2 separate regions of the Homo sapiens genome follow, and region 1 is linked to region 2. A link is an interaction called in ENCODE POLR2A ChIA-PET data of the cell type or tissue named here. Cell type or tissue: CD4-positive, alpha-beta T cell. All regions are shown on one strand. Each heading gives the region's core, and the rest is flanking DNA. Links, peaks and the distances in the headings are about the cores only. Region 1 overlaps TLE4 (TLE family member 4, transcriptional corepressor). Region 2 overlaps TLE4 (TLE family member 4, transcriptional corepressor).

Region 1 (4,397 bases), core at 299-4,298, 55 kb before region 2:
TACTATCAATCTTTTCTCATGGGTTGGGCTTTCTGTGACCCTTTTAAGAAATCCTACTCCAAGAAAAAAAAAAAAGATTCTTCCTGTTTTTTTTTTTTAAGTTTTAAAGTTCTTTTTATGATTCTAGGATTGACTTCTGCATATGGTGACATGTATGTATCCAATTCTTTTCCACAAGAATAACCAGGTAGCCCCACAGTAATATTTACTAGCTTCCATCTTTCTCCCCACTGATCTGCTTGTCCATTCTGACATATACAAGTGAATCTATTTCTTAGTATTTTATTCTATTTCACTGGCCTATATAAAGAAGACCACCAAGTATTTTAAGCTTGAGTGTGTAAACCAGCTTAAACTGGCCTTTATAAAGACTAGTAAGTATTTTAAGCTAGAATATTAAAAAATAATAATTTTCTGAATCTGAGAGTGGCAAGAATGAAGGGCAGGAGACCGGCTAGTAGGTAATGCAGGGGGTTCAAACAAGAAAATAATGAATGATAACTTCAGTTAGGGTTGTGGCAGTACAGGTTGCAAAGAACAGAAGGAGCTGAGTGTTACTTTGAAGACAGAACTAGAAAGACCTGGTTATGGAAGACGGCAGAGTGAGACTAAGTGGAGGAATTCAGGACACCCTGGAAATTTGGAACATAAGTAACTAGGTAGATAGTTGTACCATTTACTCAGATGGGGCAGAAGAGAGAAGGAATGGCCATATGAATAGAATTTTGTCTTATAGCTTTTTTCAGATTAGAAACTTATATGTTAAATGAAGATAGGCGGAGTGAAAAAAAAAATTAAAAGCCACACATAATCCTACCAGCCAAAGAAAACTAGTAATATCATGGTGGGCCTATCCAGTATTTTTTGAATTCATGTTAGCATTTTTAACAAAAGTAACTCAAACTATCTTGTGGTTTAACCTGTTTCTTCGTTTCCTGTTTACCATGTATTAAGAACATTTTTCCACATCCTTAATACACCTTGACTACATCATTTCTAACAGCTACATGGTATGCCATTGTATTCATATGGCCATTCCTTCTCTCTTCTGCCCCATCTGAGTAAATGGTACAACTATCTACCTAGTTACTTATGTTCCAAATTTCCAGGGTGTCCTGAATTCCTCCACTTAGTCTCACTCTGCCGTCTTCCATAACCAGGTCTTTCTAGTTCTGTCTTCAAAGTAACACTCAACTCCTTCTGTTCTTTGCAACCTGTACTGCCATACCTGAGTTCACTTAAGTAGTTCCCCAGTGTTGGGTGTTCAGGTTGTTCCCAGTATTTTGATATACATAAGTCATGACATTAACATAGAAATATATATGTATCTATCTATAGTCATACACCACTTAACTATAGGGATATTCTGAGAAATGAGTCTTTAGGCAATTTTATTACTGTGCAATTATAGAGTATATTTATCTAGATGGTATAACCTACTACACACATAAGCTATGCAATATGGCCTATTAATCCTAGGCTACAAACCTGAACAGCATGTTACTGCACTGAATATTGTAGGCAATTGTGTCAAAATGGTATTTGTGTATCTAAACACAGAAGAGGTATAGTAAAAATACAGTATAAAAGATAAAAAATGGTACACCTATATAAAGCACTTATCATAAATGAAACTGGCAAGACTGGAATTTGCTCTGAATGAGTCAGTGGTGAGTAAATGTGAAGGCCTAGGACATTAATGAACACCACTACAGACTTTATAATTACTCTACACTGCTACAAAAAAATTATTTAAAAAGTAATTTGCTGTGGTGTTACGACAGCTACAATGTCACTAGGCAATAAAATATTTTCAGCTCCATTATAATCTTATGGGACCATTGTCATATATGTGGTCTGTCCTTGACTGAAACATTATTATATGGCATGTAACTATATATTTGAGTTAAGATAGTTCCTCTGCAAGGTATAGAATACCCAAAAATGGCCTGAATTTTTTTTAAAGGAATTTTTATTTCTCACACTACAAGTCCAGGGATGGATAGATGACCTAACATTATCAGGGCTCTGGGTCCCTGATTCATGTGGCATCCCTCAAATCCCATCCCCTCCCATCACAAGATGGCTGCCACAGCTCCACACATTACCTCATGCCTTCACATAACCATATTAAAATGCAGAAGGGAGGATAATTCTCTCTCCATGGGTTTCTGTTAAGAAGAAAACCACATCTTTTTATATCTCGCTGACCTGGATAGGGTCACTTGCCCACAGTTCTTCTGTAAGGAAGCCTGCAAAGAGCTCCTGGAATGCTTTAGCCTTGATAGCAGAGGGTAGCCTCTGCCTGCAAGGGAGAACCAACAAACAACAAAGCCTGCCTCGACATCTATCTTTGCTCAGAGGCCATTCTGAAGCTATTAGCTGAAAGAAACCCAAGAACAACCTCTGAGCTTTCAATCCAAGTAGATCTCAACTTAAACTGTTTTTTCCTCTCAACTGTTTCTTCTCCCAGATATTAATTTGTGCAGAGCTGTGTCTACAAATTGCTTTGAGTCAACCCAGAAACACTCTAGGGAAATAAAGAAAAAAAGCAACATTACTGCCACTTTGCTTCGGGACCATAGTGGCACTGCCCTTGATGGTCACAGAAAACAATCTGAGCAAAGATAAACTCTCACCATTTTTATGAATCTACCAAGAAAAAAAAAAAAGCATGAGAATCACAAGGGTCAGACTAGCTATAGAGCTGCCTTAAAAAGGATTCAAGAATGTACCATTCTGAGTTTTTCTTAAGAGGTTGGGGTCAAAGGCACAGTTAGCTCTAACTATTTAGTCAAAACCATTTTTTTAAGTTTGCAATATTACTCTATCTCATGAAATAATTGTTATTCACAAGTCAGGCATACAAGGTTTTCTCAAGATAGAGAAATAGAAGCAGAGAAGTATAGAGCTTATCACAAAGCAATGAAGTAATTTCAAAGATAGAACTCCCCACAACATAATGGCAATCCCTGTAAGTTCTAACTTGTTTATATCTCCTGACTAGCCACTGGCCTGGTGGGGGCCCCTTTATGGTCTTCACCACCAGTCATGTCCCCTGCCTCACCTACTGCTGCCTGCAACTAGAGTACCAACAATAGTTCTTAATCAAGAAACCCTCCTACAAAAGTAAACTCCTGATTTCCAAGTTTCTGAACAACCATCCTAGAATGTGTCCCCACGCTGCTACGGGCAAATATTTTTTGTCTACATGCACCCCACATGATATTTTGCTATTTCATATCAGGATTTTGCACAATCCTATTCTACTAAGGCATGGATTCAAACTTGTTTGTGTCACAGGACCCTTTGTGAACACTCTCCTCCAAAAACTATACATACTCCTCTCCTACCAACCCCAAACACACACACACACACACAGGCAATTCTGCAAGCAATTCAGGCATTTAATTGACAGCCCAATGCCCAAGCATGAAATTCCAGAAGATCCAAGGACACTGGGTTAAAACACCTGCCTTAACAGCTGTGTTTATAACAACTTTCAGTTCTTGTTCATAAGAGTAAGATACAACAGACAGGAAGCAACAACGTATGAGTCAAGAGTATCCAACTGACCTGTGGAACTAATATAATTCAGACAATTTAGACTAACCACTTAGTATGTGGACCCAGCATACCCAGTTTCCATTTTCCTTCCAACACTGAGCTCTGGCTGGACAATCCTATCAGTGGATCTCAAGATAAAGAGATTATTGATGACAGTGTGAAAGAAAGAACAGAGTCAAGAGAACAAATAAGAGACAAGTGTAGCATAATGGTTAAATGTGTGAGTTCTGAAGTCAGCTGGAGTTTGGATCCCAGTCCTGCCACTCCTCTTTTGTGTGGCCTTCAGAAAATGACTTACCTCTTCAAAGCCCTTGGTTTCATTATTTGTAAAGCTGGAACAGTATTTCCTTCCACATGAGGTTGATGTGAAGATTAAACAAAGTAATGCATGTAAATGCTTAACACAGAGCGAATATTCAATAACATCTACTATATTTAGTTACCTTTTTCAGGAAAAGAATACAAGCCTAGGGAGGTGATAAACCTAGAAAAATAACTATGACACAAAAGGACCCCAAGTTTTAAAATAAAAATTCCATTAACGTCAAAATAAATAGGCCAGCTCCAGCCTTGCATTCTACAGATGAAAAAACCTAAATGAAATTCCTAATATCATACTATAAGTGAAACCCAGAACTGTATATTTTCTACCAGTCCATGCGCTTCCTTTTCTATCTTGGCTCAAAATTGTACGGAGAATATCCAAATGAGAAAATATCCCAGAGCATAGTATTTAACAAACATCTATGGAAAATTATTATGAACAAATTACTGCAAATTTATTGAACAAATAGTTACTGAATATTTATCATACAAATACGTATTGAAAA
Region 2 (4,397 bases), core at 108-4,107:
GATTTTAAAAATTCTGAAAATAAGTGCTAAAAGAGACTTTCTAAGACTGAAAAAAAAAAATTCAATTTCTGTTCACTGGATCACAGCAACAAACCAAACTGAAATGGTCATTTTAACCAAAAGAGCTAAAAGAGATCTGGGCGTTCACTTACGCCCTAAGTTAAAGATGAGAAAAGCATGGCCCTTAAAGGTACGGTACTCAGCAATATCACAAAGCTGGTGACTAGCAAGGCCAGAACTAGAATCTGAGGCTCCGGAATCAGTCAAGCATTTGGGGGAAGGTAGTAAGTATGCTGATGGTGGAGTATTCCAAACATATCAACTGGAATAAGGCAGAAATATCTGTCATACCAGCGTTCTGACCTTGAGTCAAACCCAAGATCTATTTTACCGGCTAGCTGATTTCAAGCAAGCTATTTAAGCTCTCTGTGTCTCAGCCCCAACATACGTAAAATGGAAATAATACTACTACTATAATCTCATAAGATTGTTGTAAGAATAAGTGAAATATTATCGACACTATAAGCAATCTAAAATTGCTTACTGTTATGATTACTATTCTTTCAACAACGTTATACTATCTCTACTAATAAAAAAAATTAAGACATTTTCAAAATTCCTTGTCCCTTGAAAAGAACTAAAACCTTGCATTTTTTACTGATTTGCAGGGAAGTTAGCTAAACACACAATATAGTCAAGATCGATATTGCTCCACATTCATTCAAACCACAGGTACACAGACCTATTAATAGTAAAAGAATTATTCAGATAAACACTGACTAGTGATACAGTGACGTTCAAACTGAATTTTAAATTCTGTTTGGAATGATTCATGTTTTCATCTTTAAAAAGGCAGACTCAACATACTAAAATACATACATTCTACTTTAGCTATACTAACTTGTTCCTCAAAGGCACAGCAAGTTCGGTTGCTTTTGCTTCCTCTTTCCAAGTGTCACTTTTCCACAAACTAGTAGACAACACAGACCTAAGTATGCCTGAGATTCAGTATTTGTTATCTATCTTGCAACCTAATATACCCTTAAAAATATTAAATCACACATATTCTTGGCTAGCTCTAACTGCTATTCTCTCATTCACCAAATATTTTATTGCGCACCAGCATCTACTATGCGATAGGCACAGGGCTCAACACCGGGTACACAGCAGTAAACAATAAAAGCTCCTGTTTTCATGGAGCTTACAATCTAGCACGAGAGAGAGACAGGAAATAAACAGGTAAGTATCTAACACAGTGTGTTTGCATGGTACAGTTCAGGAATGCCAGATAGCCAGTTTTATCAAGCACTTTTCTAAAAGTGGACCTTGGCTTTATATTTCAATATTGCTGATCCTAGACTCCCTTTGGGCAGGGCAGAGGCAATGAGAGGGTAGAAGGGAGGGGAGGGAGGAGCTGTCCTCAAACACAAACACAGATCAGATCTCTCACTAGAGATGACGGTGTAACACTCTTGGACTGCCAGTAGCATCACCATGCTCCTCATGTTGCAGAAAGCCAAACACATCATAGAAACAAGCATGTTATTTGCTGTTTGGAAACAGCATGGTCAGCGAAGGGAGCCCTGGAAGGGAAGTCAAGAAACCTACTATTTCCTCTTCTGCCAGTGACTCTCACTATGCAACCTCAGGCGCATTCGCTGACCTGCGTGAACTCTGGTATCTCCACCCCCGTGCTGATCCTCCCTGACTGTGACACTGGGCTAGTCTCTTAAGCCCTTAAGCCTCAGTGTTATCTATTAAAGGAGGCCAGTAGAATGACACTGCTTGGCAAACTGTTGGGTACTCCACTGACAGAAGCTATTTAAATAAATACATGGATCCAAGCTTGCTACCTGCTTCACAGAACATAAGGAACATTAAAGAGAACATATAAAATGCCTTAAGCTCTCTGTAAAGAAAGGGTGTTACAGAGTACTAGTGCTTATAATTTCTACTATGACTATTCTTTCCAGTTATATTTTCTTGCAGTTTCAAATTCAATAACCAAAATCATCCACAGACCTTCAGAAACAGAATACATAGTTCGAAAATAAGGACAGAACCCAAATTACAATAATAATAATAATAATAATGAGTTAAATAAGCCTGCTAAGAAATGAAAAAGCCAATATCCCCCCTCCTCCTTCCCCAACCTCTCACTTTGCCTAGGTTGCTGCAAGCAACAGGGCCCTGCAGAGGTCCCAAGCACACCACAGCCAGCCCAGGTTGGGGATAGAGTATTGTCTCGCACCGGGAGAGAAGTTATCCTTTCATTCCGTGAAACGCAGAAGCTGCCTCCACCATACAATTCTTGAAATGTGTGTGGGCAAATCCTCAAAAGAGATGACAGTGCGATCCACTCACCAGAGGACAGAGTACCTAAGGGGTATCCCAGAGTACTTCTCTTCTGCTTATTTGATGAACCAGCTAAGAAAATCCACACCCTGCCCATGTGTCACCCCTGGATGGAATAAGGGTTACACGTGCAGCTCTCCAGGGATAAGTTTTGGGTCAATGATATAGAAATAGCAACAGCCTGGCATAAATGCTGGGTAAGTTCCAATGAAAAGAGAGAGGGTATATAGATTTGTGGTGATGAATGCCAGCTAAATCCCTCTCCATAGATAGAAAACAACTACCACTGAGAGCTATTACTAAGGCAAAGACAAAACAGCTCTAACTCTTGCTTCTGACTAAAACTTCTGAGGCCCTTCCTCTTTAGAGTAATAATTTCATAAACTGTTCGCAGTATACTTACTTTGAACAAGTCCTAAGCCTTGCAAACTGTCATTATCAGTGTAAATACTCCATTGCCCATGCGTAAATGTGCTGCCCCCCTGCTTCTCTCCAACAGCCCAGCTTACAAAACTGGTAATAACTTAGCTAGTATAGGACCACTGAACCTACCACCATTGCTGGAACGCTGGAGTCATTTTAAGAGGGTGTGTAGAGGGATCAAGAAAGTGCCTTCTAGAACTCACATCCCTGTCCCTCTTTTCTCTAGCCACCAAATACATTATTGCTGTCCAGAAGTGGTAAACCAAACCATCGAATCACATCAAAGGCAAAAAAAAAAAAAAAAAGCCACATTAAAAACAAACACAAATAACTTATAAATGCATTTTTTAAACATTTAATTCCCAACTGGTTTCCTCTACCTATCTTATAACACAAGAAAAAAAAGAAGAAATAAAAAAGATGTATTCTAGGAAAGCAAAGATTAAATGAAGAATGTGAAGAACAATGGGCTGGTGCTTGTATTGTCTCCTTCACCAGTGCTGCAACAGCACCTAGAGATGTAGCTCATTAGTCCGGTCCATCATTCCTACACAGATCAAAGTGATATATACCTAGATACAAAGAACTTTGCCCATCAAAATAATAAATACAAATAAATAATATCCAGCAGGGATTAAGGGGCAGTGAAAAGGAACTATCCTTTTGTTTGAATGCTGCAAAGAAATTCTTTTAACAGTAAAAGCAAAACATCTGCCTTCATTTAAAACTGAGTTGTGTGATTTCCTGCATCGACGAACCTCTTTCTAAACTACAAAGAGGCTACAAAACATCACATTTTCCCCTCCCAGCTTCCCCCTTCAAAAGCCCACAAGATGGTGATTAACAAACAGCCCCTTGTCTGTAGGCACTCTCATAAGCCACAGGAAAAGATAAAAGTTAAAGAGAAGAACAAGTTTGTAAACAAATGAGAAATAGGTTGCCTAGGGAGGAAGCAAATTCCATCTTGATAAGCAAGCAGCTTCCCTAGCCCACATGTGGGAGATTCCGAGTGAAAGCAACCTCACCCTCTCACCCACTGAAAGCAGTCTGCAAGCAGAGGGCAGGCTGAGCCATCCATGGACTCTAGGCAGTTGCAGAGAATCCCCCAACTCAAGAGGTTCTGCGTATGAGCCTAAAGTTCAGGGACTCTCTATTTCAGGAATGAACTGGGGCCTGAATCTCTAACCCATAGCAAACCCATCTCCCAGGAGATATCCTCCCACATAAATTTATTTGAAGTCCTGAATCCACCAACTATTAGCTGTATCACCTTGTGCAGAGCTGACCCTGTTTAATCAACTTTTGATTGGATATAATCCCTGTCTTAGGATCATTATGAGAACTAACGATAAGAATTTTGGCAGTGTGCCCAGACCAGTGGTAAGCGCAAGCCAGATATATAATAAATGTTTACTTCTATTGAAAGGAAATTCCAATTTCACTCAAGAATCACTGCCTTAGGTGAAAAATCCAGATATCCTCCTATGGTATCTCTAGAAAGACAAAAGAATCCATCATGGGAGAAGGAAAAAGGGAACTCCCCACAGTATTCGGAAAACACACACCCTAAAACATACACACACTGTAACAGGTTAAATTTCATCCTCCAGATCTGCTTC

What was found. ChIA-PET counts read pairs that join two places held together with the same protein. Peaks named below come from ENCODE experiments on the same cell type or tissue, not always from the same donor. Only the 100,000 strongest peaks of a DNase experiment are listed, where the experiment ranks them.
Region 1: POLR2A ChIA-PET joins it to region 2 with 6 read pairs; 24 of 35 experiments call an interaction of 5 or more read pairs at or near these places.

What each region holds. Positions count from the first base shown.
Region 1 is chr9:79,636,821-79,641,217 of GRCh38, reverse strand. All of the region lies in intron 6 of TLE4 (TLE family member 4, transcriptional corepressor), which reads right to left. Among named protein-coding and RNA genes, the nearest start is that of TLE4, 67 kb to the right of the region's middle. In CD4-positive, alpha-beta T cell, for the core only: no CTCF peak of the experiment used is centred there; no DNase peak of the experiment used is centred there.
Region 2 is chr9:79,581,326-79,585,722 of GRCh38, reverse strand. The region is part of intron 4 of TLE4 (TLE family member 4, transcriptional corepressor); the gene reads right to left. Among named protein-coding and RNA genes, the nearest start is that of TLE4, 12 kb to the right of the region's middle. RefSeq lists a silencer at 1,653-1,752. In CD4-positive, alpha-beta T cell, for the core only: no CTCF peak of the experiment used is centred there; DNase peaks (open chromatin) are centred at 1,632 and 3,682; H3K4me3 peaks cover 568 bases; H3K27ac peaks cover 1,759 bases.